Regions from separate parts of the Homo sapiens genome. Here region 2 is linked to region 1. Evidence: chromatin loops called from intact Hi-C (ENCODE). Cell type or tissue: endothelial cell of umbilical vein. All regions are shown on one strand. Each heading gives the region's core, and the rest is flanking DNA. Links, peaks and the distances in the headings are about the cores only.

Region 1 (15,896 bases), core at 4,928-12,927:
GTGGGTTCTATGGTGCAAAATGGGAGCCAGGCCATGGGAAGGGGAGGCTGGGGTTTGTTGTCTGCTGCGGGCATTTGACTTGACTTGTCACTGCACTATATTATGTCTTAATCGATGGCCCAAAGGGTACTTTGCATCACATACAAGTTTTCACTTCGTCAGCCTGTCTAAGTGAGCACATGACTATACTTCTGAAAAGTGGCATTATTAAAAATAATAAATCTCAGTAAGAATCAAATGGAAGGTTGTTTTCTGCTGCTGTTTGAATGTGCTAATAAAAGAGACAACTCTATTGTCCAATTGCCAAATTATTTCAAGTTACGTGACATATCAAAAAATTGATTCCTGCGTCTCTCGTCATAGTATATTTCCTCTTTCCATCTTTTTCTTCTGAACCCATGACTAATTTATATAACTTTGGTTTAGAGGAGACCAATTTAACAAAAAATAAGCACTACATTTACACTGAATTATCTTTAATAGAATCTTAGATAATAAAAGTATCTTCAAATATAGATAGATATCCAAAATAATATATTCAAAGAGACATTATTAACTTTTTAGGTTATTTTATTATTTTTTCTTACCTGAAAGTGTGCTCATGTATTTAATAATCATCGCCTCTCATGAAACACTTGGTAAGCACTACTTTCATCTTGCATTGTAGTAAAATAACTTTTGTGATCTAGTCTTGTCTTTCTAAGAGCTCTTAACTTTTTATAGACCACGCTGGCTTTAACTTGTAAAGCAAAGTAAACACAGTTACATCAACATAAAATTTGAGGCAATAAAGAGTTTGGAGACATGAATGCATCAGTTATTTATAGTTTTTAAACAGTTGACTGAATTTTACCCTATTAAATCATCCATTTGTTTGGTCTACAAGACACAAGATTATCTGTTAGGCTGGGTCAGTAAGAGGCAAAAACAACTGGTCAGTTCAATTTAAAACAGTCAGATTTAAAGCTGTTTGATGCGCGTGCATTAAGAAAGCTCAGAGCTGGGTGAGGCCAGGAGAAAAGTCTGCCACTGAAACAGGTGATGAGAGTGGGCTTCAGAATTATTGTCTAGACAGAAGGAGAAGAGCAGTAATCTTGCTTCAAACCATATAAAGCTACCCGGTGTTGGGATTTCAGAGCCTACAGTCATGGGAGGAAGGAACCTGAGGAAAGGCAATTTTGCTAAGTCTTCATGGTTTCTTGCTGACTCTGACAACTTATTTCTTGAAATCCCAGCCCCATATGTATCCCAGATAATATATTATCTGATTATACTTAACCAACATTATTAAGAATTTTGTTAAGTACTAGGTATTAAGTACTTAGAATATAAAGTAGCCCTGTATTAAAGTAGCTCCCTGTGTATTGAAAGAGATCATTATATATATATAAAGAAATAATTATGATAGCATACAGTAAATCCTCAATGTCATTAAGTTCTGAGAAACTGTGACTTTAAGTAAAATGACATATTAAAAAAACTTTTTTTTTTCCTCTGTCAATGTTATCGAGGACCTGCTGTACATTGTTTCACTTAAAATCACAGTTTCCAAGATCAGGTGATTAAGTTAGTCCAAGTTAGGACTTACTGTATTTGATTTGTATACAAAGGCTATGGGATTATATTTACTCCCTCACAACAGTCCTATGAGGTAAGTATAGGACCCCTATTTCTCATAGGAGGCTCTGTAGCTTAGACAAGTGAAGCAACAAGCTAAGGTCACATATGCTGAGAGATGAACCAAAGTCTGACCAACTCGGGATCCTGCCATGCTAAGTGCTCTTTGTCCTCTACTAACTGCTGACAGTTAAGCTACATATTAAAGAATGAAGAGTTCACGAGGTGAGAAAAAATCCTAAGCTATTTCTCTGTGACGAGGCAGCTCCTGGCCAGCTTGGTCTCCCACAAGTTGCCTGAACGACTCTGCCTTACGATGGGGGTGGGGGATAGGAAAAGGAGGCAGGTGGGCTCTTCTCCATTCCCTGAAACCTCTTTGTAAGCCTCTCTCTCTCTCTCTCTGTCTCTCTCTCTCTCTCTCTTCCTCCCTCTCCCTCTCCCTGCTCTCTCTCCCCCCTCCCCTGACCACTCACCATTTGCACTATCAAACTTCATGAATACATAATATGCAGACTTCAGGAACAGTTTGAGTAAAGGAGATAGAACAAAGAATTATTCTTTAAATTTTCAAAAGTAGTTTTGTCTACCCTGCCTCCTCCGATTACCCCACCTGCTGCTCATTAATAACCCCAGTCTAGGTTGTCAGACCCAATAAAACAGGGGTCTCCAATCCCTGGGCCACGGACTGGTACTGGTCTGTGGCCTGTTAGGAACTGGGCCACACAGCCAGAGGTGAGCCAGGCAAGTGAGCTCTGCCTCCTGTCAGTTGGCAGCAGCAATAGATTCTCATAGGTGTGTGAACCCTGTTATGAACTGTACATGGGAGGGGTCTAGGTAGCGTGCTCCTTATGAGATTCTAATGCCTGATGATCTGTCACTGTCTCCCATCACCCCTAGATGGGACCATCTAGTTGCAGGAAAACAAGCTCAGGGCTTCACTGATTCTACATTATGGTGAGTTATATAATTATTTCATTACATATTATAATGTCATAATAGAAATAAAGTGCACAATAAATGTAACGCACTTGAATCATCCTGAAGCCATTCTCCCCCTGGGTCTATGGAAAAAACTGTCTTCCACAAAACCAGCCGCTGGTGCCAAAAAGGTTGGTGACTGCTGCTCTATAGCTCTTACCACAGAACTCCTTTAATTAAAGTATATACCTATCTTATCACATACTTGGTGGTCAATTGGTTTTTGTAAATGTAAATGTATTAGTTGGATTAAAAAAACCCACAATTGTCCCATCATCCCAGCAGAATCTCCTTTGGATCATCTTGATCCATGCCTAATGCTGAACAAATATCTCTGACCAGAAAAATGAAATACCTTGATAGACAGGCTTGTGTCAAGAGTCCAGCCCTGGATCTAGGAAATCCAGGCAGTTGCACCCAAACCACATAGAAAAGTTAGGGTAGTTCTCCCAAGGCAATATGGATGCTACTAGAAAAAAGAGAATGCTTCTGCCTTAGAGAAGGACATGTTGGGAAAGTTGTGTCTGCTCTAGATCCATTTTTTCTCTTCTCTCAAGACCTAGGAAAGGTGGGACAAAAATTCTCAAGATTGGCCACATCCAACCACACTCACTCTGATGACACTCATCTTCTCCTCTCTTCCAAATTATGGAGCCACTCATCTGGTGCCTTAAATATTTCTAAGACTCCAGACTGACATTTTGAGGAATATGGCATTATAATTATATCTATAGCACGCAGGAAGACATACGGCTAACATAAAATACACTAAAACATATCTGTTAAATGGAATAATAATAACACCTACCTCATACAATTATTTTGAGGATTAAAGTAAATAGTAAATATTACATTTTTAGGACAAAACCTGAATTCATAGTAAGTGGCTTAATAAATGTTAGCACCTATAACCATTATGCATAAACCTAACTTTGTGAAGTCTAAGTTAACCTTGTGAAGACTTCATATGAACACAAAACTCTTGGACAAATCTGGCCTTCATTTCCTGATCATTTATCTGATCCACCACCACTGATACAATGTCCCTTTCCAGTACTGGTAGATAAAAACAGAGGAGGATTTGTCGTCTGTTCAGGTGATAGGAGTGCTAATTTCAATAGCCCATATCACATAATGCTGTCTTCAGGCCATTCTGTGCATCTTTGTCTTCAGGCCATTCTGTGCATCTTCAGTAGGGCTGGTTGTTCCTTCCTTTTCTAGACCAACCTTTGCATTTAGTGAGCACCACCTCTTAGAAGCAGACAGAGAACACCCTCTCTGACCCAGCCCAACAGAACGAGTCTAGCTTTAGAAAATGTGCTTTCTAACCACCATTTTCAGTGCCATTTCCTGGATGATTTCATTAGCAAGCCTCACAATCTTTCTGTTCCAGAAATTCTCAGCCTCTCAAGGTTCTCTAACTGCCTTCTGCAATGCAAGGTTCCCAACCTATTCTCTACCTGCAAATCTGCTCCCATATCACTGAATTCTCCCCAATTTCTCCAGGAGCAGAGGAACTGAGTCGTTTCACTGAAATTACCACCTTTTTCTTTCTCCTTTTCTGTATAGTCAGTCTAGGTTCTCTCTTCAGATGCTGGATCATCTCTTTCATCCTCCTTTGCATGTACTTTAATTCTATCACTCCTTTCCCTATTTATGTCCCGCAACATGCAACTGCGGCTTTTCTGATTATGTGTGTTATCTTATCTATTCATTCCTCTGCATTTTCCAAGTTCTATCAATACATAAAATCATCAGAAACCACACGCCTACATCACTCTAGCTTGTTCCTGCCATCATGTTCACTCCACCCTAAATTCATGTTTTTTCCTAATGTTTTGCCTTTGGTTTTCATTGAGTGTTTATTAAAGATGCTTCTTGCATTGGCTATGCGTTTCTGTCAACTATTTTTTCCAGTATGTCACTGAATACTTTTTGCAAATATTTTTGTATGATTGTTTTACATTTTATTATTTAGTGTCTGCAAAAAGAATTTTTTTCTACTGAGTGGTTGTGTTTTCTTCTACTATAGAGTTCTTTTTTAAGACAAAATATACTATTCTTTATTTTTATCATAGAACAGGCATTTTCAGTCTGTTAAAAAGTATGGAATGGGATCAAGTGTAATTTTAGAGGCTTCTCATGTTTCTTTTTTTATTCCAACTTTTATTACAAGTTAAAGGGTACATGTGCAGGTTTATTACATGGATAAACTGCATGACACTGAGGCTTGAGGTGTCAGCAATCTCATTACCCAGGCTGTAAACATAGCACCCAACAAATGGCTTTTCAGCCCATGGCCCCTCCCTCCCCTCACTAGTGATCTCAGTGTCTATTGTTCCCATCTTTATGTTCATGTGTATTCAGTGTTTAGTTCCCACTTATAAGCGAGAACATGCAGTATTTGGTTTTCTGTTCTTGCCTTAGGTCACTTAGGATAATGGCTTCCAGCTCCATCCATATTGCTGCAAAGAGCATGATTTCATTCTGTTTTATGGCTGCATAGTATTCCATCATGGTGTATATGTACCACATTTTCTTTATCCAATCCACTGCTGTTGGGCACTTAGGTTGATTCCATTGTCCTTGCTATTTTGAATAGTGCTGCAATGAACATATGGGTGGATGTGTCTGTTTTGATAGAATGAATTCTTTTCCCTTGGGTATATACCGAGGAGTGGGATTGCTTCTACCATAGGGCACTTAACTTTTCATATGCTTTGGTTCCCTTTGGTGCCTGGTGATACCTATAGACTCCTTCTCAGAATAATGAAGTTAAACTCCTTTAAAAAGTACATAGGAGGAAAATGAAGCCAATTATATTGAAAGAGTTAAAAACATTTTAACAACAAATTTTTGGTCTGGCGTGGTGGCTCACACCTGTAATCCCAACACTTAGGGAGGCTGAAGCGCGCGGATACTTGAGCCCAGGAGTTTTGAGAGACCAGCCTGGGCAATATGGCAAAAACCCATCTCTACAAAAAAAATAAATAAATAAAAATTTTAAAAAAAGCCAGGCACGATGGCACACACCTGTAGTCCTAGCTACTTGAGAGGCTGAGGCTTGCAGATTGATTGAGCCTGGGAGGGAGAGGCTGCAGTGAGCCTTTGTCACACCACTGCACTCCAGTCTGAGTGACAGTGAGACCCTGTCTCAAAAAACAAAATAAAACAAAAATTTGTCATCTAGCAATACATATGACTTCTTTACTGAGGTATTAAAAGAAATCTAGTGACAGGTCCAATAACTACAGTGTTTTTGAAGCTGTGATGAGCATAAATACTAGTTGATATTATGAATATGTGTGATTCTGTACTGACAGCAAGGTCACAGGTACTACTATGCTATTGTGGTTTCTTACCTACAGTGATAAATGAAAGAAATTTTAAATTACAATTAGAGATTAGAAAAAAGAAAAGATGCACTTTTTTCTCTTTTAGTTCACAGACTTCCTGAACTCCTGCCTGGGACTATTGCAGGAATAGTATAATAACCCATTATACGAGTTTAATTTACCCTGTCTCTCCAGGACTTTGTAAAACAATTATACTCTCACATCAATCATAAAAGAATTCACAGCTAGTATGTATTTTTTCTTTTTATGATTTATTCCAATAATGTTATTATGAAACAGCTTCTTGAAACTCTTTGTAAATCCCTTTGAAATAATTCAAGTTAAAAATAATGACATAAACAAGTAGCTTAGTGTATGGCACAGGGACTGTACACAAACACAAGATGGTAGAATGAATGCACAACACAGAAACTGAGGACTCCACATTGTTCTGGATCACTGCTGTTCAGTCTACAAAAACTCAATCTCCTTTTCATAAATCCCAAAGTTTCACCTCCAACTCCCAAAACAGCTAGTTATAATGCTAAAGGGATCCATAGCTATTTCTTCAGTTGAGAATCAAAATAAAGTCTATGATTTTGTTGCCCCTAGCCAGGATTTTCTTTCATGCTAGCTTGTATTCTAAAAACAACACTTTTGTTTTGTGTGGCTTCTGCTTTTCTTTGGTCTAATTTCACCATCTGACATAGTTTGGATGTCCCCTCCAAATCTCATGTTGAGATGTAATCCCCAGTGTAGGAGGTGGGGCCTGCAGGGAGCTGCTTGGGTCATGGGGATGGATCCCTCCTGGCTTAGTGACGTCCCCACCACAAAGAGTGAGTTCTCAGGAGATCTGGTCCTTTAAAAGTGTGGGGCACCTCCCCCTGCCCTTGCTCCTGTTTTCCCCATACGAAGTACCAGCTCCCACTTTGCCTCCCACCATGAGTAAAAGCTCCCTGAGTCCTCCCAAGAAGCAAGCAGATGCCTGCACCATGCTGCCTGTACAGTCTGCCGAACCGTGAGCCAATTAAGTGTCTTTTCTTTATAAATTACCCAGTCTCAGGTATTTCTTTATAGGAATGCAAGAATGACCTAACACGGTATTATATCAAATATATTGTTTGATTTCTCAACCATGTACACTAAGGTGGAGACTTCTACACTGGAAGTATAATAATTGGGCTCAATAAAATTGCAAGTAACCAATATGAAGTGCTCTATGACACACAAATTAAAAAAAAAAACACTCCTATTTGAAGGTTTTTTTTCTAAATCATAGCAACAGTAAATTTTAAAATTACAAATTAATTTTGACTTTATAAATCCACCACCTGTATTTCTGGCAGTTAAACTATTGGAGTCCCCTTTTCCTTGGGGTTTTCTTATCCTTCTGAAAGCAGCTACAGGCTGAAGTAAAAGTATTTTCCAAGATGTTCTTTTGTAAATGTGTAACCCCCCGATGACATAAAGCAAAGTGTGCATGTTGAGTTTGGAAGGGTTGGAGATTTGAGAGCTAGAAGGGTAACAGAGGGGAAAATGTCTAGAAACAGTGGAGGGATAAAGGGCAACTTGGATCAATGGGGAATCCTGTCTCATTCCATAGTAGAGCAATAGCTCAACAATGGTCAGGCTATATCCTAAAGCCAGAGAAACAGTGGTCAGTCATGGTTCAATTTCACTTTTGTGCTCCAATGTTAGAACTAAGTTTTTCAAAAATTTATGACAGGTCACCAAGTTATAAAGGAAATGGTTTATGAGAGCTGGTTCCTGTACTGTAAAACAATTTCCACTTACTCTCCTCTCTCTCCCTGAATTTCATCATCTCCCAAGTGCCCCCCACCCCCAGGCTCTCTGCTTTTTGATTCTTCCATTCTGAAGAGGAGAAGGCAGATCTTCCCCTGCATTCTCTGCCAAGGACTCACCCCCTGCTCACTCATCTGCGTTCTGCCACCACAACTTCATAGGCAGCTAAGATCAGTGCTCAAATTTTAAAGTTGCAACCATTTACCTTGGGATCCTGTTAAAATACACATTCAATTTTAGAAGTCCAAGATGAGGCCTCAGATAATGCATCTCTAACACACTCCCAGGCAGGACCTATTATGTCATTTACGAGGTCTAGTACAAAATAAAAATCTGAGCCCGCATGTTAAAAAATTCTTAAGATTTTCAAGATAGCAACAGCAGAGCGTGAAGCCAAGAGCAGGCCTCCTGAGTGCGAGGGCTGGTGTGACTGCCCAGGACCCAGGCCTATGAAGCCGGTCCCACCTCCAAGTGATGCAGGGGTTGGAGGAGCTCAGTTTGCACAGAAAGATTGAATGCCCAGGCCTGGAAAGCAGAGCCTTGTGACGGGCCACACTTTCCACTGGCCTTTCTATCTACTAAGTAAAACCAGCAAAAACACTCATGATTTTTCAGTCTAGATCTCTGATTCATCGATTAAAATTGATAAGTTGGTGACCCTAGAGTAATGCTCCAGAAATGCACTTCTTTTTCTTTAAAACACTCTTGATGAAAGCTTTCCAATTATAAAGAATTAAGAAACATTCTTTGAGCCTTTCTTTAGACAATGATGGAAGAGGAAGGAGGCAGGACAAATGGGAAGGCCCCAGAACCTTCACTCTTGCTCTGAGCTTTGCTCTGTTTGACGATTTTATTGGGGGTAGGTGAAGGGGGATGTTGATGCGGGTCAGTCAGGCAAATTTCACTTTTGTGAAAAGATAGATGGAGACTAAGAAAGATAGATTCTCTCCCTCTCTCTCTCTTTTTTTTTTTTTTTTTTTTTTTTTGAGACAATATCTCGCTCCGTCACCCAAGCTAGAATGCAGTGGTACAATCATGGCTTACTGAAGCCCCAAACTTCTAGGCTCAGCCTCAGCCTCCTCGGTAGCCGGAACAAAAGGCATGCACCACCACACATGGCTAGTTTTTAAGTTTTTTTTAGAGATGGGGGTCGGACTATGTGGGCCAGCCTGGTCTCAAACTCCTGGCCTCAAGCAGTCTTCCTGCCTTGCCCTCCCAAAGGGCTGCGATTACAGGTGTGAGGCACCACACCAGGCCTGATTCTTTTACTCTAATAGCAACCACAAACCAAATATAACTCTGAGCTACATAAATCCTCTTTCCTAGGAAATCAGGCTATCAGAACCCTAGTTGTTGGAGAGTTAAACAAAGTTCTACCACTTTAGGGTTGGATTGCCTCTCAGTTCCAAAGGTAACAGGAAGCCCAGTGTCAGGGTATCACCTGGCCTCCTGCAATCCCAACCCTCCTCACCTTCCCACGCTGGACTCCTCCCTGTTAGCTGCCATTAGGGCATCAGATGGATAGGAAGTAGGAAAATAGGAAATTCAAAATAGTGTATCTAGTGGCATGTTCTCACCTCCTAGGAGGCTGTGAAATATTTGTGAATTTCCCCTGCTTTATTAACAGGCAAATAGCAGTTGTATTACCTGGTTCTTCTCAAAATTTAGTTTAAAAAGAAATCTCACTCTGCCACACTAGCATTTGGCTCAAAATTATGAACAAGGGTTTGTCTGCAGGCAGGGGCCTCAACCCTGCCCTCTGTTGGTGAGAGCTAGAACCTCATAAAATAAGCGGGTGTAGTGGCGCATCTCAGCCACAAGATGGCAGCAGTGCTTCGTGCAGGTCCGAGAAGACGCTGAATGCAGAGGGATCTTTTGAGAGTCAATGCTGATGCGCTAGCCTTCAGTAGGGAAAATTTAACTAGGACTGACTAAACCTTAAGGTTAAGGACTAATCTTGTGGGGCAACTGCCTTTTATATGGTGTAAAAATATCTGCTTGAGAATACAGTATAAGTATTTTATAATTATATGCATACTCAAATCTTTTTCATCTTTATCTCCACCAAGAATCAATCAAGAGGTTTTGTTTTGGTGAATGAATTCTGAGTTTTGACTCACCTCCCTTGAGATTATAGGTTCATTTCCAGTCCCCAGGTGTGTGTGGTCAGAGAATCTCTGTCGTTTCCACTTATGGAATAAAGTTGCCCTGTCCCTGGGACCAATGCCACCATGCTCAAGCACAGCCATGTGTGGACAGGCCACGCCAAGGCCAAGTACCCGGGACAGGGGGGCAGAGAGGAGGCATGAGCAGCAGGGAGAGAACTTCTCAAGGCTGGACCATGAGCCACCACTGGAAGGTGCGTAAGGGGCTGCGCACTCTTTCCGGGGGCTGCCACAACAAAGTACCCAAAGCTTGTGGCTTAAAACGACAAGAACTTCTTTTTAAAACAAGAACTTATTTTACCGTTCTGGAGGCCAGAAATCTGAAATCAAGGTGACAGCAGACCCACACTCCCTCCAAAGGCCTCAGGGAAGAATGCTTCCTGCCCACTCCCAGCTCCTGGAGCCTACTGGCACTCCTTGACTTGTGGCAGTAGAACTGCAGTCTCTACCTCCATCCTCACATGGCCTCCAGGTGCCCCCTCTCTTCTTTTTTGATCTCTTATAAGGACGTTTGTCATTGGACTTGGGGCCCACCCTAAGTCAAGGCCTTCTCATCTCAATATCCTTACCTTAATTATATCTGCAGTGACCTTTCTTCCAAATAAGATCACATTCAGATGTTCTGAGTGGACTTTTATTTTGGGATGGGGGTCATCATTCAACCCACTACAGGTGGGAGGTAGGAGATTCCTTGACACCACTCTAATTATTCTCACCATGATTATGGAATTTCAATCAATGTGGAGAAAAGCCAGTAAACATCAGGACAAAGCAGCAAAGTTCACCTGACTATGAATGTGGGAGCTTCTAGAGATGCATCATTGGCAAAGGCACCCTCTCTCCCCAGAGATGTCTCTTTGAACCCCTCTGTGGAATCTGTGAAATAACTCCCTAGTAACTTGAACCCACTAGGATTTACAGCATTTCAAAATGTGTGTGATTAATAACAATCTAATAACGACACTCTAATTTGTGTACAAATACCATAATATTAACAAAAATACTATAATACAAACATATTCTAATTCAATTAGTCTTTTGTGGTGAACAGGTATGAGCAATTGGATCTATAACCTCATAGTTAATGAGATTATATAACTATATACCATTGGGCAGAAAAAACTGTGATAATGCTACCTACCCTGCTTGCCTAAGAGAAATGTCTATCAAAGTGTTTTTAAATATATAAAACCCTCTAAGAATGAAAGGTGTGCTTTTCTTTCTCGTCCACTTCTGCAGCACATACAGGCGTGTGTGAGTATGTGTAAACAACAAACACTGAACCTGATCCCGTGCGACTCAAAGTCCAGTCCTCTGACCAGTAGCACCAGCAACAGCTGGGAGCTTGTCGGAAATACAGACCCTCAGGTCCCGCCCCGAACTGACTGAATCAGACTCTGCTGTTTAACAAAATCCCCGAGTGATTCATAGAGATACTAAAGTTTGAGAAGCCCTGCTCTAAATAATCTCGTTTGGTAAGTTTTATTCACTAAAATGGGAGTCCTAAATATTTTTCTCATAATTAGCTCCATAGGAAGCATCAGGTGTGAGCAGTGGTTGGCACAGGGAGAGAAAGAAGGCACTTTTACCCAGTATGTGGTCCTCCTTTGCTGACAATCCACCCTCCTTCCCCAGCAAACCAGATTATGAACCTCAGGAGCAGTGCCTGACTTAGACATCAGTTGGGTTCACCTTTTATGACTATGAAAGATCAATGGGGCTGCCCTGATTGAGGAAGAGTAAGTACTGTGATCTTGACTCTGGCCTTTTAATGTGGCATTTTCCAAGACAACTGAAAAAGTAACTGCAAGGGCGTGCCAGAAACATTGGTTTAAAAAAAAAAAAAGGAAAGGGAAAATATTAAAAGATAAGAAAGACAAAAGAGCCCATTGGAGAATCCTTTGATTTTTCTCACCCCTGATTCCTTATAGGAACAATGTGAATAATGATAACATTCATCTCAATCAGGTAAGACCCCTGTTGTGAAAGCATTCCGCTTTGAGGTGCCCAGATGGAAGGTGCTTTACAAATAGAGAATGATGGCAGCTGGGTTGGCATTTGTGTGGTCGCTTACTATTTAAAAGCAGAGAGTGCCTGACAGTGCTGCAGGGTTTCACTTGGTCCCACTGTGGGTTGGCGAGCTCCCTGGCTGGGTCCTGGTTGCCAAGGAAACTGCTACAGAAGAGATTGAGACTGTCTGGGTTCTTGGTTGATTGGTGGAGCTGAGAGCAGCATTTTATATAAGAAATACGTATTTTCAGTGACCAGAGCAAAAGTAAATAATGGCTACTAGAAGGAATCACATCCATCTTCTCCAACAGAGTTCATTTGGATAGAAACTCTTAGCAATGAAGAAGTAGCCTTCTCAGGAGCAATAAATAGGACTTAGAAATCTCCAGCTCAAACTTATGTGCTCTATGGGGAGCCATTGCCTTAGCTGGGCACAGGAGTTTTATCATCCTCTTTTAGGCAAACCTGGGAATGTAATGACTAGGTCAGCCTCAGATCACATCCTTGCCGTATGTTGGCACACCACTGATTAAGGACAGCAGAGAAATGCTGTCTTGCCATCTTTTCTTAGAGGGGGGACAGGATTTGTATGTGGCATTTGTTGATCTTGCTCACTGCGCATCTGTGAACTTTTCTTGACTGCCTCCCAGGTAACATCAGCTATTCCTCTGTGTTCCCATAGTACAATATTCAAGTCTTTATTATCACATTCTACTACAATTTGTCGGGGGGTGGAGAGGGATCTACTCCTTTTACCAGTCAAGTAATTTGCTTAAAGTCAAAGATTATGTTTATTGCTCTATTACAAGTGCCTGGCACAGTATCTAACATAGCAGGTCCTCAATAATTATTTGAGTGAATTGCCTGCCCTTAGTGTAGGCTGAGTGAAGGTTGAGCAGACACAACAATGACTTTTTCAGAAAACCTCAATGAAGCAGAAACAACACAATCATTATATGAAAGACATACTAATCGCCAGTAGTTTACATAGTTATTGCATCTAACTTTCGTATTCCTGCTAAAGCTGTAAGGTACGTAGCATTGCCCACACTTACAGGAAAAGACAGTGTATCCCAGAAAGGTTAAGTAAGTGACTTTGCAGGTATCACAACTAGTCAGTTAAGGAGCCAGTATTTGCATCCAGGTCTATCTGATTGCAAAGCAGTGTTCTTAGCCATCATGCCAGGCTATCTCAGAGCCTTCTAATGAATCATGTAGAGCCCTGCATATGGTGTTCCCCAGAGTTGAAGGACACAAGCCCCTTGCAATGATAGAACTGTCCTTGGTGAAAAGGCATAAGGTAAGATAACAGGTTGGATGGGATTCAGCTGGGACCTAAGATGTGTGCATAATGTTAACAGCACAATAACAGAGAAAAGGTATGCTGGGGGTCAAATCCAAGCTCCAGAAATTACTAGCTTTGTAGCCTTTTGCAAGGAATGAAAATACTTTGTTCTTCAGATCCCTCATCTCCAAGTTGAGGCAAGTTAATATTATTTTCTTAGAAGGAAAAATTGTAAGAATTTTAAAACAATATTTGCAAATGTGCATAGTACAGCTCCCAACACATAATGCCTAATGAATTATCACCATCATCTTTACTATCAATACTATCATGCTCATTATAGGTGTTATTTTCATTATATAAAGTGTTTCACTTAAAAGCCTAAGGAGCTGCCCAAATTTAAGCATAATTTGAATATCATTGCAAAACCACCTCCTTTAAAAGGTTAAAGAAGCTGGGAAGATGTTACCCAAGAGAAGAAAGGATTCTGTCTGGTCAGTTGACATTCTCATCACAACCTGCCAACAATCCATTGTGAGGTTTGCATAAGTCATTTGACGTCATTGCCACAACTGTTAAAGAAGGTAGTAAAAGTGAAGGATAGTTTGAAAACTACAAAGAACCATACAGAGGTTCTTACTCTCTGCTTGTCAACTAAAATTCACAAAAACATTTCAGTTTTTCTTCCCTTTTTAAGACAGGTTGGGATGCCTTTGGGTCTCCTTACCTAGCCACACTCTCCCCACCCCTCCGCTGCCCATGGCCACTAGCTCGTCAGGGATAAAGAGAGGAGAGAAATGTGTATTCTTTCCATTAAACTCATGATTAAATAACAACATTTTAAGGATGAGGTCTGCACTTTCTATTTCTTGGTGGCTTTTCTAATTCTGTAAATATGCTGACATGTCTTTATAGGTAGAAGACTCTCTATGGCCTGGAGAAGCTATCCTCAAGTCATTTGACAGCCCAGGAGGCATATGTTGTAGTTACTTCACAACCACCAGTTGCTGGAGACCACAGTTAGAGCCAATCAGCAGGTTCTCTGAAGGGTGGGAGCCTCCTGATTGCCAATTTGTAGTATTTGCTGCCAAGGCTCTCTGTCCTCTTCAGATCAGCTTTCCCGGACCTTATTGTTTAACAGGCATTTGTGGCAGTAACAGTTCTCCAGTTACTGTGTTTTTCGGCTGTCATAAGACCATGGTCTTGTGGATGCTGCGTCAGTGTTCATTTTAATTGGACATCTTGATAACATCCACAGAACACAATTATCCAGTCTAGGGATGACCTACTTCCTCCTAATAGCTTCTTGAAAGCCACAGTTCCATGAAAGCTGTGAGATACTAAATTTGTGTTGTTTTCAGCCTCTAAATTTTTGGTAGTTTTATGCAGCAATAGAAAATAATATAATAACTGATGCGCACTCTCCAAAACTTTCAAGGTCATGAAAGACAAGGAAAGATTGAAGGCCTGTCACAGATTAAAAGAGAACAAAGAGAAGTGACAACTAAAGGCAATGTGAGATCCTGAGTTGCACCTGGGGACAGAAAAATACATTAGTTGTATAACTGGTGAAATGTAAATACAGTGTGTAGTTTAATTAAAAAAAAAGAAAAAAAGAAAGCCACAGTTCCAGAGCCTGTTAACTTTTATTCTATGGTGTTTATCCAGCTGAATTTCCTTTCCTCCCAAATGTTCTGTAGCTGATGGGATCTGTGTAAATAGAGATACTTCAGCTCAAATATTCATTCATTTTACTCAGTTAATGAAACCTCTACCTTTGCAGTTATCCAGTTATTAAGACGACAGCCCTGCTTGAGATTCTTGCTGCTTTCCATAGACAATTCCAGAAAGGCTGCAATTATAAGCAGTACAGTCTGAACGTGCTCAGCACACTCGGGCTGTCTAGCTTTGAACCAAACAGGCTTATCTTGGCTTAGAAAAAGAAGCCATAAACAGAGACAGAAATGCAGTTAAAGCATTATATTTAGCATTGCATATGCTTAGGTCAAAATCAACCTTCCAAAATAGTAGTGCCAGAAATTCATTTTAACTCCTGAAATGTGAGTGAATCCTAAAATGTTAAAGCTGGAAGGAACTACTCATTTTATAGAGGAAGTAACTAGGTCTAGACAGGTAAAATAACCTTTTAAGCTCCTCACTGGTGACAGAGCCAGCACTAGAACCCATTTATCATGAAGCCCAGTACCACCCCCACTAGTGTCTTAGAGACTCGTTTTTGTTTGCCCATTAGAGTTAATAAATGGTTCAAACTGTTCACAGACATTATCTCATTTGATTGGCACACATGTTGTATTGATTTCTATATAAAGACCTAGTAAGTGAAATAGAAGAATCCTGAACTGTTTTACAATTCCCTCTTCTCCACCTCTGGAGTTCACTCCTCAACTGGAAAGATCTCAATTTGAATCCATTTGTGTAATGTCAAAACGCCAAAGCCACATATCCATGTGCACAGAGGTAGCTTTGCTCTCTTGTTTTTCCTTGATACAGGCACAGGGATTCAGTGTAATCTGAGCAGGCTCAGGAGAATTATTCAGTGACAGATCCACAAAGGAAGCAAGGCAAAAAAGAGAGCACATGGGAGAGATTAGTTTGGAAGTGACTCTGTTGCTTATTCCTGGCTTTTGCTGACATTCAGAGGGATTAAGACAGCATGAAGGAAGAATGACTAACACAGCCGCC
Region 2 (14,898 bases), core at 1-8,000, 900 kb after region 1:
AGATCGAGACCATCCTGGCCAACACGGTGAAACCCCGTCTCTACTAAAAATACAAAAAAATTAGCCAGGTGTGGTGGCGCACGCCTGTAGTCCCAGCTACTCAGGAGACTGAGGCAGGAGAATCGCTTGAACCCAGGAGGCAGAGATGGCAGTGAGTTGAGATTGTGCCACTGCACTCCAGCCTGGGTGACAGACCAGGAAGAAAGAGAGAAAATAAAACTTTCACTTAAACCCCCAAACACTGTGAGAAGACACAACTACCTTTTGAAAATGTTTTTCCTTTTACCCTGGAAAGAACACTGATCAACACTAAACTAATGTAAATTATTTATTATATAACCATTAGAGCAGCCGGGCAAGGTGGCTCATGCCTGTAATCCCAGCACCCAGGAGGCTGAGGCGGGTGGATCACGAGGTTAGGAGTTCAAGACCAGCCTGGACAAGATGGTGAAACCCCGTCTCTATTAAAAATATAAAAATTAGCCAGGCGTGATGCCGGGCGCCTGTAATCCCAGCTACTCGGGAGGCTGGCAGAGAATTGCTTGAACCCGGGAGGCGGAGGTTGCAATGAGCCGAGATCAGGCCACTGCACTCCAGCCTGGCGACAGAGCGAGACCCTGTCTCACAATAAATAAATAAATTAATTAATTAATTAAATAAAATCATTAGAGCATTATTTAAAAGCTGGAGTTTGCAATTACTTAAACCATTACAGATTTAAGAACAATTGCCCACACACACATCCATTTCCCTGTCCTCATCTTTCATGGCACAAACAGAACTGGGGTCTTGGCCTCTTGATCCCCAGGCCAGCAGGCTTTCCGCAAGCAACGCCGTCCCTGCCTGAGATTCCCTCAGGCCCCAGCCTTAAACGGAGTGCCCAGAGGCCCATGAAGAACCGTGCAACCGCCTGGCTCGTGCTCTGGCTAAAAAGAGAGCAGCTGATCATATGCATGCCTTGTGGAGATGACCCTAGAGCTCTGATTTTTCAACAGCATGCATCCACATCACCTGGAGGTCTTCTTAAAACACGGGTCTCTGTGCCTCACCCCCAGAGTTTCTGATTCTGTGGATGTGGGGTAGGCGACAGAGTTTGTTGTTGTTGTTTGTTTGTTTTTGAGACAGAGTCTCGCTCTGTCGCCCAGGCTGGAGTGCAGTAATGGTGCAATCCCTGCTTACTGCAACCTCTGCCTCCCGGGCTCAAGCGATTCTCCTGCCTCAGCCTCCCGAGTAGCTGGGATTACAGGCACCGCACCACCAGGCCCAGCTAATTTTTTTTTTTTTTTTTTTTTTGAGACAGAGTCTGGCTCAGTTGCCCAGACTGGAGTGCAGTGACGCGATCACGGCTCACTGCAAGTTCCGCCTCCTGGGTTCACACTATTCTCCTGCCTCAGCCTCCCGAGTAGCTGGGACTACAGGTGCCTGCCACCACGCCCGGCTAATTTTTTGTATTTTTAGTAGAGACAGGGTTTCACCGTGTTAGCCAGGGTGGTCTTGATCCCCTGACCTCATGATCCGCCCTCCTCGGCCTCCCGAAGTGCTGGGATTACAGGCGTGAGCCACCACGCCCTGCTGCAATTTTTGTATTTTTAGTAGAGATGGGGTTTCACTATGTTGACCAGGCTGGTCTTGAGCTCCTGACCTCGGGTGATCCACCTGCCTCAGCCTCCCAAAGTGTTGGGATTACAGGAGTGAACCACCGCGTCCGGCTTTTTTTTTTTTCTTTTTGGACAGGGTCTCACTCCGATTGCCCAGGCTGGAGTGCAGTGTCACGATTTTGGCTCACTGCAGCCTCGACCTCCCCGGGCTCAGGTGATCCTCCCGAGTAGCTGGAACTTCAGATGGGTGCCACATAGCCCAGCTAATTTTTCATATTTTTTTGTAGAGACGGGGTTTCACCATATTGCCCAGGCTGTGACTTCTGGGCTCAAGCGATCCTCCCACCTCGGCCTCCCAAAGTACTGGGATTGCAGGTGTCAGCCACCGCACCCGGTAGAGTTTTTTGCTGTTGTTTTTTGTTGGTTTGTTTTTTGTTTTTTTGTTTTTTCTTGAGACGGAGTCTCGCTCTGTTGCCCAGCCTGGAGAGCAGTGGCGCCATCTCGGCTCACTCCAACCTCCTTCTCCCAGGATCAAGCGATTCTCCTGCCTCCGCCTCCCTAGTACCTGGGATTACAGGCACGCGCGCCAGGCTAATTTTTGTATTTTTAGTAGAGATGGGTTTCACCATGTTGGCCAGGCGGGTCTGAAACTCCTGACCTCAAGTGATGGGCCTTGGCCTCCCAAAGTGCAGGGATTACAGGCGTGAGCCAACGCGCCTGGCAGTTTGCATTTTTAAGGAGTTCTCAGGTGATGCTGATTCTGCTGATCGCGGGACTCCGCTTTGAGATCAGCTCTCCTAGGGTATCTAAGTGACGGGGCAGACCCGCAAAAGAGATTTAGTGGAAGATGGCCCCCTAGAGGAGCTGGCCTGGGATTCCTGGGACTTCTAAACCTACAGTGCACAAATGTCCTAGATTTTCCACCTTTGGTTGCTTCTAGCCACAATCTTCCTTCCCAACCACATCTTGCCCTTTCTACTCACAAACCAGGAGGCACACCCAGGGTTTTTTTTAACATGGTGATTTGCAGAACTGTCCTAGGCCTTCAGACTAAGGAGCTGGAGTGATCCTGAAAGATCCCGGAAGCGAAACTCGCCTTTCCGGGCACCTGGGTGAAGGAAGCTTTTCCTACCAGGGCCCCTAAAGCCACTCACCTCGATTTCTGCGGATCCAAAGGTGGAAAGACACTGTCCCGATCAGGAGCATCGCAAGGGTCTGGAGAAAGGGCCATCCATAAATGAAGATCAGGACTCCGTATTCTGAGACTGTTTCAATCACAAATAAGACTCGGAACAGCCTCTGGAAGGCCGACAGCATTTCGCGTTTCTGGCCTGGGAAAGTAAGGGTGCGCTAAGGCACGAGTAGTACAGCTCCTCCCGCCACCGCAGAGCCCGCCGGCGGGAAGAGACCAGACACCGACGGAGAAGCGAAGTTCAGGACGCGAAGGAAAGGGCCACTTCGGGTCGGGGTCAACCCAGACTGGACCAATGCACAGTCTAGGTGGATTAACGCGCCACCGCGAGAAGTGGGCACGGGACCACATGCGGCTGGCAAGACGTCCCAGGGCTCAAGCTCCAGGCTCGGTCACCAAACAACGGTGATAACATCCACAACGCCACGTAAACCATCTTTGGGCCTTGATCGTTTTCCAATAACCGACTGAACTGAGGGCGTGACCAAACGACAAGAACCGGAGGAGAGGACCCGGAGAACGGAGCAGCATCCCGCCGCCCGCCTCCAGGAAAGCCCGAGGCACTGTAGCAGGAGGGTCTGGGCTCCGCGCCTTAATTACACCGCCCTGGACCCGCCTCTTCCGCCGCTCGCTCCTCTGACCGGCACCCGAAGGTGCTGTCCCGCCCACGGACTCGCTCACACTCCGTTTCTTCGATCCTTTAGACGACTTTTTACCGTTCAGGGATGCTCTCCGTTACCGCCTCTGCCATTTGGTTGCCCTCCCTGCGGTCCAAGGGCCTGGAACACTCCCCAGGGCTGCCAGGCCAGCGCTTTCCAGGGGCTCCAGCCTACAGCGCCGCCACCTGGGGCTGGAGCCAGAAACGCAGGGGCCGGGGGCTCACCGGCTGCCAAGTAGAGGGCGTCGAAAATGGGGCTGGGTGTGTAAGAATGCTTGTGATTTTTGCACACTGATTTTGTATCCCGAGACTTTGCTGAAGTTGCTTATCAGCCTAAGGAGATTTCGGGCTGAGAAGATGAGGTTTTCTAAATATACAATCATGTCATCTGCAAACGGACAATTTGACTTCCTCTTTTCCTAATTGAATATTCTTTATTTCTTTCTCCTGCCTGATTGCCCTGGCCAGAACTTCCAACACTATGTTGAATAGCAGTGGTGAGAGAGGACATCCCTGTCTTGTGCCAGTTTTCTAAGGGAATGCTTCCAGTTTTTGCCTATTCAGTACGATATTGGCTGTGGGTTTGTCATAAACAGCTGTTATTATTTTTAGATACGTCCCATCAATACCTAATTTATTGAGTGTTTTTAGCATGAAGCGCTGTTGAATTTTGTCAAAGGCCTTTTCTGCATCTATTGAGATAATCATGTGGTTTTTTTTCTTTGGTTCTGTTTATATGATGGATTATGTTTATTGATTTGCATATGTTGAACCAGCCTTGCATCCCAGGGATGAAGCCCACTTGATCATGGTGGATAAGCTTTTTGATGTGCTGCTGGATTTGGTTTGCCAGTATTTTATTGAGGATTTTTGCATCGATGTTCATCAGGGATATTGGTCTAAAATTCTCTTTTTTTGTTGTGTCTCTGCCAGGCTTTGGTATCAGGATGATGCTGGCCTCATAAAATGAGTTAGGGAGGATTCCCTCTTTTTCTATTGATTGGAATAGTTTCAGAAGGACTAGTACCAGCTCTTCCTTGTACCTCTGGTAGAATTCGGCTGTGAATCCTTCTGGTCCTGGACTTTTTTGGTTGGTAGGCTATTAATTATTGGCTCAATTTCAGAGCCTGTTATTGGTCTATTCAGGGATTCAGTTTTTTCCTGGTTTAGTCTTGGGAGGGTGTATGTGTCCAGGAATTTATCCATTTCTTCTCGATTTTCTAGTTTATTTGCATAGAGGTGTTTATAATATTCTCTGATGGTAGTTTGTATTTCTGTGGGATCAGTGGTGATATCCCCTTTATCATTTTTTATTGCGTCTATTTGATTCTTCTCTCTTTTCTTCTTTATTAGTCTTGCTAGCTATCAATTTTGTTGATCTTTTCAAAAAAGCAGCTCCTGGATTCATTGATTTTTTGAAGGGTTTTTGTGTCTCTATCTCCTTCAGTTCTGCTCTGATCTTAGTTATTTATTGCCTTCTGCTAGCTTTTGAATGTGTTTGCTCTTGCTTCTCTAGTTTTTTTAATTGTGATGTTAGGGTGTCAATTTTAGATCTTTCCTGCTTTCTCTTGTGGGTATTTAGTGCTATAAATTTCCCTCTACACACTGCTTTAAATGTGTCCCAGAGATTCTGGTATGTTGTGTCTTTGTTCTCATTGGTTTCAAATAACATCTTTATTTCTGCCTTCATTTCATTATGTACCCAGTAGTCATTCAGGGGCAGGTTGTTCAGTTTCCATGTAGTTGAGCAGTTATGAGTGAGTTTCTTAATCCTGAGTTCCAGTTTGATTGCACTGTGGTCTGAGAGACAGTTTGTTATAATTTCTGTTCTTTTACATTTGCTGAGGAGTGCTTTACTTCCAACTATGTGGTCAATTTTGGAATAAGTGCGGTGTGGTGCTGAGAAGAATGTATATTATGTTGATTTGGGGTGGAGAGTTCTGTAGACGTCTGTTAGGTCTGCTTGGTGCAGAGCTGAGTTCAATTCCTGGATATCTTTTTTAACTTTCTGTCTCATTGATCTGTCTAATGTTGACAGTGGGGTGTTAAATTCTCCCATTATTATTGTGTGGGAGTCTAAGTCTCTTTGTAGGTCTCTAAGGACTTGCTTTATGAATCTGGGTACTCCTGTATTGGGTGCATATATATTTAGGATAGTTAGCTCTTCTTGTTGAATTGATCCCTTTACCATTATGTAGTGGCCTTCTTTGTCTCTTTTGATCTTTGTTGGTTTAAAGTCTGTTTTATCAGAGACTAGAAATGCAACCCCTGCCTTTTTTTGTTTTCCATTTGCTTGGTAGATCTTCCTCCATCCCTTTATTTTGAGCCTATGTGTGTCTCTGCCCCTGAGATGGGTCTCCTGAATACAGCACACTGATAGGTCTTGACTCTTTATCGTATTTGCCAGTCTGTGTCTTTTAATTGGAGTATGTAGCCCATTTACATTTAAGGTTAATATTATTATGTGTGAATTTGATCCTGTCATTATGATGTTAGCTGGTGATTTTGCTCGTTAGTTGATGCAGTTTCTTCCTAGACAAACAGCCAAATCATGAGTGAACTCCCATACACAATTGCTTCAAAGAGAATAAAATACCTAGGAATCCAACTTACAAGGGATGTGAAGGACCTCTTCAAGGAGAACTACAAACCACTGCTCAACAAAATAAAAGAGGACACAAACAAATGGAAGAACATTCCATGCTCATGGATAGGAAGAATCAATATCGTGAAAATGGCCATACTGCCCAAGGTAATTTATAGATTCAATGCCATCCCCATTAACCTACCAATGACTTTCTTCACAGAATTGGAAAAAACTACTTTAAAGTTCATATGGAACCAAAAAAGAGCCCACATTGCCAAGTTAATCCTAAGCCAAAAGAACAAAGCTGGAGGCATCATGCTACCTGACTTCAAACTATACTACAAGGCTACAGTAACCAAAACAGCATGATACTGGTACCAAAACAGAGATATAGACCAATGGAACAGAATAGAGCCCTCGGAAATAATACCACACATTTACAACCATCTGATCTTTGACAAACCTGACAAAAACAAGAAATGGGGAAGGGATTCCCTATTTAATAAATGGTGCTGGGAAAACTTGCTAGCCATATGTAGAAAGCTGAAACTGGATCCCTTCCTTACACCTGATACAAAAATTAATTCAAGATGGATTAAATACTTAAATCTTAGACCTAAAACCATAAAAACTCTAGAAGAAAACCTAGGCAATACCATTCAGGACATAGGCACGGGCAAGGACTTCATGTTTAAAACACCAAAAGCCACGGCAACAAAAGCCAAAATTGACAAATGGGATCTGATTAAACTAAAGAGCTTCTGCACAGCAAAAGAAACTACCATCAGAGTGAACAGGCAGCCTACAGAATGGGAGAACATTTTTGCAATCTACTCATCTGACAAAGGGTTAATATCCAGAATCTACAAAGAACTCAAACAAACTTACAAGAAAAAAACAAACAACCCCATCAACAAATGGGCAAAGGATACGAACAGACACTTCTCAAAAGAAGACATTTATGCAGCCAACAGACATATGGATAAATGCTCATCATCACTGGCCATCAGAGAAATGCAAATCAAAGCCACAATGAGATACCATCTCACACCAGTTAAAATGGTGATCATTAAAAAGTCAGGAAATAACAGGTGCTGGAGAGGATGTGGAGAAATAGAAACACTTTTACACTGTTGGTGGGACTGTAAACTAGTTCAACCATTGTGGAAGACAGTGTGGCGATTCCTCAAGGATCTAGAACTAGAAATACTACTTGACCCAGCCATCCCATTACTGGGTATATACCCAAAGGATTATAAATCATGCTGCTATAAAGACACATGCACACGTATGTTTATTGTGGCACTATTCACAATAGCAAAGACTTGGAACCAACCCAAATGTCCATCAATGATAGACTGGATTAAGAAAATGTGGCACATATACACCATGGAATACTATGCAGCCATAAAAAATGATGAGTTCATGTCCTTTGTAGGGACATGGATGAAGCTGGAAACCATCATTCTCAGCAAACTATCGCAAGGACAAAAAAACCAAACACCACATGTTCTCGCTCAGGTGGGAATTGAACAATGAGAACACTTGGACATAGGAAGGGGAACATCACTCACCAGGGCCTGTCTGTGGGGTGGGGGGACGGGGGAGGGATAGCATTAGGAGATATACCTAATGTAAATGACGAGTTAATGGTTCCAGCACACCAACGTGGCACATGTATACATATGTAACAAACCTGCACGTTGTGCACATGTACCCTAGAACTTAAAGTATAATAAAAAAAATAAAAATAAATTTAAAAAAGAAAATGGGGCTGGGGTGTGGGCGGCAGAAAAATGGAACCCATGCATCCTCTGAGGAAGCCAGGATCCATCCTCAAAGCCCCGGAGCTCCCAGGCCGCCTCACTCTGCCTCCGGTCCGCGCTCCCCCGCCCTTCTCGGGAACCTGCGAGCAGGCACTGGGCCCGGCGGCGGGACTCAGACCCATGTGGGCGACGCGCCTTCGCGGGCTGTCGGCTTAGCTCGTGACCCCCTAGGAGAAAACTGAGGCTCCCGGGACCAGAACAGATGAGTTTGGAGAGGAGGGAACTTGAACTTGGGTCCAATGCTCGATGGCTCCAAGGTCCGCGCCGTCCCTACCATAGCAGATTCACCGTTCGAGCGTTCCATTTTACACACACGAATCCGCGCGGGGCAGGAGGAACAGAGCGCAGATACGCGGCGGCAGCGGCTTCGCTGGGCACTGGAAGGCCGGTGGGCTCCTCCCGGGCCACCCTCTCCCCGCCCAGCACACTCAGGCGCCCGCCTCTGCTCTGCGCCTCGGCTGCTCCAGGTGCTGGTGCCAATGTATAGCCTAGGCCTCTCTCGCTTCTCCGACCCCTGGTGTTGGGTGTCCCCTGGCGATCGCGGGAACCCTCAGAGCAGCGGAATGGGATCTGTGCGGGACGGAGCGCGAGCCCCAATCCCTGTGGCTTTAAAACTCCCCGGCGCTTAGGTTATTCGATGCCCACCAGCCTTACCGATTTAGGTAAAGGAGTAAATAAATTGGCACCTGTAAGACAAGAGTCTCAACTACAGATAGTGGCAGGACACTGCAGCTCCTGACTTACAGCCCTGAATTTGGATGGCTCCTTCACAATTCGCCAGAGCTGCTAGGAGGAGCGGGGACGTGGGAACAGATAGGGAGGTAGTATGTGGAAGAGTAAGTGCCAGGAGGACCTTGGTTAGAGCCCTGACTTGGCCATTTACAAGTTGTGTGATCTTGGACAATTTACTTTTGTGAGCCTGGGTGTTCCAACTTGAAAAGGAATATAATTATTTTTTCCTTGCAACAATGGAGGTGGGGAGGTAGTATTTGAGTGTACTAGGCATAAACTAGTATGGGCATTTTGCATGTTAGGGTTTCACTGGAAATGCCTCCTTTCTGACTGCCCCCTATACACGCACACACACACAATCTATTCTGTTCCCTCAATGGTGAGTAAGGAAGGATAGAGGAAGCCTCTTTCCTCTTAGTGTACCTTCCTTGTCACCTTGCATTTACAATAGCTACTTCTAGGCACTGAACCATATTTTTAAAGACTCTTCTCCTCTCACTGTTGCTTGATGTTACATGGATTAATAGGTATAGGATCCAAGGTTCAGGGCAGTCAGAGAGTTTTATAGACATATTTTTTTTCAGTTATTTCAAGGTCAGACACTAACCCTAAGGCAACATAAGGCATACTAATTAGAGCAAGGAATTTACCCCGAGATCCATGCTAGCTTCATGAACTCTATGCTTGTTCGTTAAATATGCATATATAGCTTTCAGCATACTATCTAAGGCAGTGCTGTTCAATAGACGTTCCTGCAGTGATGGAGATATATATAAAATTGTGTTGTTCAATATGGTAGCCACTAGCCACATGTGGCTGTTGAGCTCCTGAAATGTGGCTGGTGCTATGAGAAATTGAATTTTTAATTTTATTTAATTTTAAGTAAGTTAAATTTAAATTGCCAAATATGACTAGTAACTAATGTATTGGACAGTGTAACTCCAAAGAATTCATTACCTTCCTTATCTCCCCAAAAATAGTAAGCACAGATTTAAAACTTAGCAAATTTTGTCATAAACCTTGAATAGACAACCAAAAGCCAAATAAAATATTAAATTGAAACTGGAATCCTTTCAATATTACTCCCTACTGAATGAATTGTGGACCCAGCTTTGCAAAAGAATAACAAGAAGAAAAGCTAAGATGAGGGGAGATGGTGTTCGAAATGATGATTGGGTCTGGGCACAGTGGCTCACACCTGTAATCCCAGCACTTTGGGAAGCAAAGGTGGAGGCGGGCAGATGGTTTGAGCCCAGGAGTTCGAGACCAACCTGGGCAACATGACGAAACCCCGTCTCTACAAAAAAAATTTAAAATTTTTTTTAAAAATTAGTTGAGCATGGTGGCATATGATTTTGGTCCCAACTATGAGGGAGGCTGAGACAGGAGGATCGCTTGAGCCAGGGAGCTCAAGGCTTCAGTGAGCTGAGATCATGCCACTGAACTCCAGCCTGGGTGACAGAGTGAGGCCCTATCCCCCCCAAAAAAAAAAAAAAAAAAAAAATGAGGACTGGGGAGGTACTTGCTAGCTTTTTCTTTTGTTATGCATGTTACAAAGGTCCACAAAATGGCTTACAATTACAAAGGTCTCTTTTTCTTTTATATTACTCATCTGTAAGCTGTCTTTACTCTTGTACCCAGTGAATGTAGCAGCCCCATCTAGGACATGCCAGTCTTATGGCAGAGGAGAAGACATACACTTCTGTGATATGAAGCTTGGTTATGTAACAAATGGAGAGAGAAGTATATATACTTCTTCCTCAAAGAGGGGGAACGAAAGAAGAATTAAAGAAAACAGCCTGCATGTCCATCATAGAAAATGAGTTAAATAGAGCCATACAATATACTAGAGAGCAACTAAAAAATGAACTAAAACTGTGATACATCCATATGATATAATATTACTCAGCAATGAAAAGAATTAAGCTATCAAGCCAAAGAAAGGCATGGAGGAACCTATATTGCTAAGTGGAAAAAGCCAGTCTGTAAAGGTAACATACTGTATGATTCCAACAATATAACATTCTGGAAAAGGCAAAAATATTAGGTTGATGCAAAAGTACTTTATACAACCTAATATAAGTGATAGTAAAAACATCAGTGGTTGCTAGTGGCTTGGGGAAAAGGGGAAGGATGAATAGGTGAAGTGCAAGATTTTTTAGGGCAGTGAAATTATTCTGTATCATATTATTAATGGTGGCTACATGACATTATGCATTTATCAAACTATAGAACTTTATAACACAAAAAGTGGACCTCAATGTATGCAAATTAAAAAGAAATCATTTAGGAGGTTGGGAGAACCCAGACAAGAATTCAGACTCTGGCCAGGCACAGTGGCTCACGCCTGTAATCCCAGCACTTTGGGAGGCTAAGGCAGGCAGATCCTGAGGTCAGGAAATCGAGACCATCCTGGCTAACACAGCGAAACCCTGTCTCTACTAAAAATCCAAAAAATTATCTGGGCATGGTAGCAGTCGCCTGTATTCCCAGCTACTCAGGAGGCTGAAGCAGGAGAATTGCTTGAACCCGGGAGGCAGAGGTTGCAGTGAGCCGAGATCGCATCACTGCACTCCAGCCTTAGTGACAGAGCAAGACTCTGTCTCAAAAAAAAAAAAAGAGAATTCAGACTCTGACAGGGTACTCTATATTATAGTTACGTTAAACAACACCCTTAAAGGGGCAGGGTGAAAGTGCTGACATAAGTAACTTTGGAAGTGAATGGAGTTGGTAAGACTATAAGCAAAAAAAAAAAAAAAAAAAAAAAAAAAAAAAAAAAAAAAAACCTGCACGTAAGAACTGTACTCTAGTTGATAAAGTTAAATCCTGATATAGTAGTCCCTCATCATCTGCAGTTTCTCTTTCACAGTTTCAGTTACTGACAGTCAACAAGAAGATAGGTATGTACAATACAATAAGATATTTTGAGTGAGAGAGACCATATTCATGTAACTTTTATTATAGTATATGTATTAGTCCATTTTCATGCTGCAGATAAAGACATACCTGAGACTGGGAAGAAAAAAGTTTAATGGACTTACAGTTCCACATGGCTGAGGACACCTCACAATTACAGCAGAAGGCAAAAAGCAGCAAGTCACAACTTACATGGATAGTGGCAGACAAAAAGAGCTTGTGCAGGGAAACTCCTGTGTTTAAAACCATCAGATCTCATGAAACCAATTCACTATCACGAGAACAGCATGGGAAAGACCCCGCCCAAACCATAATTCAATCATCTCCCACTGGGTGCCTCCCACCACACGTAGGAATTATGGGAGCTACAAGATGAGATTTGGGTGGGGACACAGAGCCAAACCATATTAGTATATTTTATAATTGTTCTATTTCATTATTGTTAATCTTTTACTGTGCCTAATTTATAAATGAATCTTACATAGGCTGGGCACAGTGGCTCTTGCCTGTAATCCTAGGACTTTGGGAGGCTGAGGTGGGCAGATTGCCTGAGCTCAGGAGTTCAAGACTAGACTGGGCAACACAGTGAAACACTGTCTCTACTAAAATACAAAAATTGGCCAGGCGTGGTATCACAAGCCTGTAGTCCCAGCTACTCAGGAGGCTGAAGCAGGAGAATTGCTTGAATCTGAGAGGCAGAGGTTGCATTGAGCCGAGATCACACCACTGCACTCCAGCCTGGGTGACAGAGCAAGACTCCATCTCCAAAAAAAAGGAAAGGAGAGGAGAGGAGAGGAAGAAACTTTACCATAGGTATGTATGTATGTTTGTATAGAAAAAACAGTATATATAGAATTGGATACTATCCATGGTTTCAGGCATTTGGGGATATTGGAATGTATCCCTCACAGGTAAGGGGGGAATAATGTACTGCTATACAAAAATACTGCAATTGAATAATTAAGTAAATGGTTGGTGGATGGTGGGAGCCAGGTTTCTCACTGTTGGATTGGGAATTTACAGATAAGCAATGATCTATGATCTATACCACATAGAATGATATATGTGGTCATGGATTAGAGTTGGAGATATCAGTAAGAAATCATTTTTAATTTAATAACACAGTGAAACACTGTCTCTGCTAAAATACAAAAAAATTAGCCAGGTGTGGTGTCACAAGCCTGTAGTCCCAGCTACTCAGGAGGCTGAGGCAGGAGAGTTGCTTGAATCCAGGAGGCAGAGGTTGCACTGAGCCAAGATCACGCCATTGCACTCCAGCCTGGGTGACAGAGTGAGACTCCATCTCAAAAAAAAAAAAAAGAAAAAGAAAAAAAATATTTCTATATACACAGGTTAGTAAACACACGTATATTTCTTTTTTTTCTTTGAGATGGAGTCTCACCCTTGTCACCCAGGCTGGAGTGCAGTGGCACGATCTCAGCTCACTGCAACCTCCGTCTCCCAGGTTCACGCTATTCTCTTGCCTCAGCCTCCCAAGTAGCTGGGATTACAGGCGTCCGCCATCACACCTGGCTAATTTTTGTATTTTTAGTAGAGACAGGGTTTCACAATGTTGGCCACATATATTTCTTTGCTCTGTCAGAGGTGGCCTAAAAGAACCAACACCCTGGTAGCAACAAGCACACCTAATACTCAGATTTTGGTTTCTAATACCATTTTCCATTAAAGGAACTCCTTGGAGAAATGGCTTGAGGACTGGGCAAGAAATATACAAAATAAGCCTGGAGCACATTATAGTACCAGAAAATAAAGTGCTCAAAAAAAAAGTGATGGAGTGGCTGGGTATGGTGGCTCATGCCTGTAATCCCAGCACTTTGGGCAGCCAAGGCGGGTGGGTCACTTGAGGCCAGGAGTTCAAGACCAGCCTGGCCAGCATGATGAAACCCCATCTCTACTAAAAATACAAAAATTAGCCAGGCATGGTGGTCCACACCTGTAACTCTAGCTACTCTGGAGGCCGAGGCAAGAGAATCACTTGGACCCGGAGGCGGAGGCTGCAGTGAGCCAAGATTGTGCCATTGCACTCCAGCCTGGGCAACAGAGCAATACTCTGTCTCAAAAAAACAAAAGAGTGATGGGGGTATGTCAAAGGAACAAAAGAAGCAACGGAAAAAGCTCTCAATAGCCAAAGCTGGAATAAGTTTTTGTTTTGTTTTTTTTTTTGAGACAGAGTCTCATTCTGTCACCCAGGCTGGAGTGCAGTGGTGTGATCTCGGCTCACTGCAACCTCCACCTCCCACGTTCAAGCGATTCTCCTGCCTCAGCCTCCTGAGTAGCTGGGACTACAGGCGCCCACCACCATGCCTGGCTAATTTTTGTATTTTTAGTAGAGACAGGTTTCACCATGTTGGCCAGGCTGGTCTCGAACTCCTGACCTTGGGATCCTCCCGCCTCAGCCTCCCAAAGTGCTGGGATTACAGGCGTGAGCCACCGTGCCCAGCCTGGAATAATTTAAAAAATAAAGTATTGGATTATACCAAAAATGTAAAATGAATATCAACGATCTGAGAATGAAAGTGCATTTTTAAAAAAGAATATCCACGAGTTCATATCAGTATAAATAAATCCACAAATTAATATATGAAGAAAAGATGAATCTCCTGTGCAGAAAAATCTTAAGTAAATAAGTAGATACTTCATCCTAAGAGAGGAAGAGCATAACTCCTCACTCCTTAAGTGTAGGCAGTGCCTGTTGATTTTCTTCAAAAGAATACAGAATGGAGAAGGGGTGGGGAAGAGTAACTTTACAGTGGAGAATCCTGACAAACGCTACCTTAGCCAGGTGATCAATGTGAACAGTCATACAACATGCTGATAGTGTGCACCCTTGATATGATGTGATGAAAATGGTACTTTAGGCCAGGCGCAGTGACTCACGCCTGTAATCTTAGCACTTTGCGAAACTGAGACGGGCAGATTGCTTGAGGCCAGGAGTTTGAGACCATCCTGGCCAACATGGTAAAACCACATCTCTACCAAAAATACAAGAATTAGCCCAGTTGGCCGGGCGCAGTGCCTCACGCCTGTAATCCCAGCCCTTTGGGAGGCCGAGGCGGGCGGATCACGAGGTCAGGAGATCGAGACAATCCTGGCTAACACGATGAAATCCCGTCTCTACTAAAAATACAAAAAAAATTAGACGGGCATGGTTGCTGGCGCCTGTAGTCCCAGCTACTCAGGAGGCTGAGGCAGGAGAATGGCGTGAACCAGGGAGGCGGAGCTTGCAGTGAGCCGAGATCCCGCCACTGCACTCCAGCCTGGGCGACAGAGCGAGACTCCGTCTCAAAAAGAAAAAAAAAATTAGCCCAGCATGGTGGTGCACAACTGTAGTCCCAGCTACTCAGGATGCTAAGGCACAAGAATCGCTT

Evidence for each region. Hi-C counts contacts between places; a loop is a spot of excess contacts. Peaks named below come from ENCODE experiments on the same cell type or tissue, not always from the same donor. Only the 100,000 strongest peaks of a DNase experiment are listed, where the experiment ranks them.
Region 2: a loop joins it to region 1, with 10 times the contacts of the local background. A loop is called at or near these places in 43 of 110 quality-filtered maps.

What each region holds. Positions count from the first base shown.
Region 1 is chr6:72,402,849-72,418,744 of GRCh38, forward strand. RIMS1 (regulating synaptic membrane exocytosis 1) reads left to right here. Exons shown (of 34, transcript NM_014989.7): 34 at 1-297. Among named protein-coding and RNA genes, the nearest start is that of KCNQ5, 210 kb to the right of the region's middle. In endothelial cell of umbilical vein, for the core only: a CTCF peak has its summit at 9,528 (motif pointing right); a DNase peak (open chromatin) is centred at 9,523; H3K27me3 peaks cover 358 bases.
Region 2 is chr6:73,306,800-73,321,697 of GRCh38, forward strand. It overlaps C6orf147 (chromosome 6 open reading frame 147), which reads right to left and starts at 3,579. Exons shown (of 5, transcript NR_027005.4): 1 at 3,507-3,579; 2 at 2,753-2,929. It overlaps LOC122539213 (KHDC1-KHDC1L), which reads right to left and starts at 3,360. Exons shown (of 7, transcript NR_173146.1): 1 at 2,753-3,360. It also overlaps a transcript of KHDC1 not described here. RefSeq lists enhancers at 589-1,216, 2,878-2,947, 3,468-3,727. In endothelial cell of umbilical vein, for the core only: a CTCF peak has its summit at 3,599 (motif pointing left); DNase peaks (open chromatin) are centred at 3,232, 3,482 and 3,572; H3K4me3 peaks cover 1,263 bases; H3K27ac peaks cover 1,183 bases.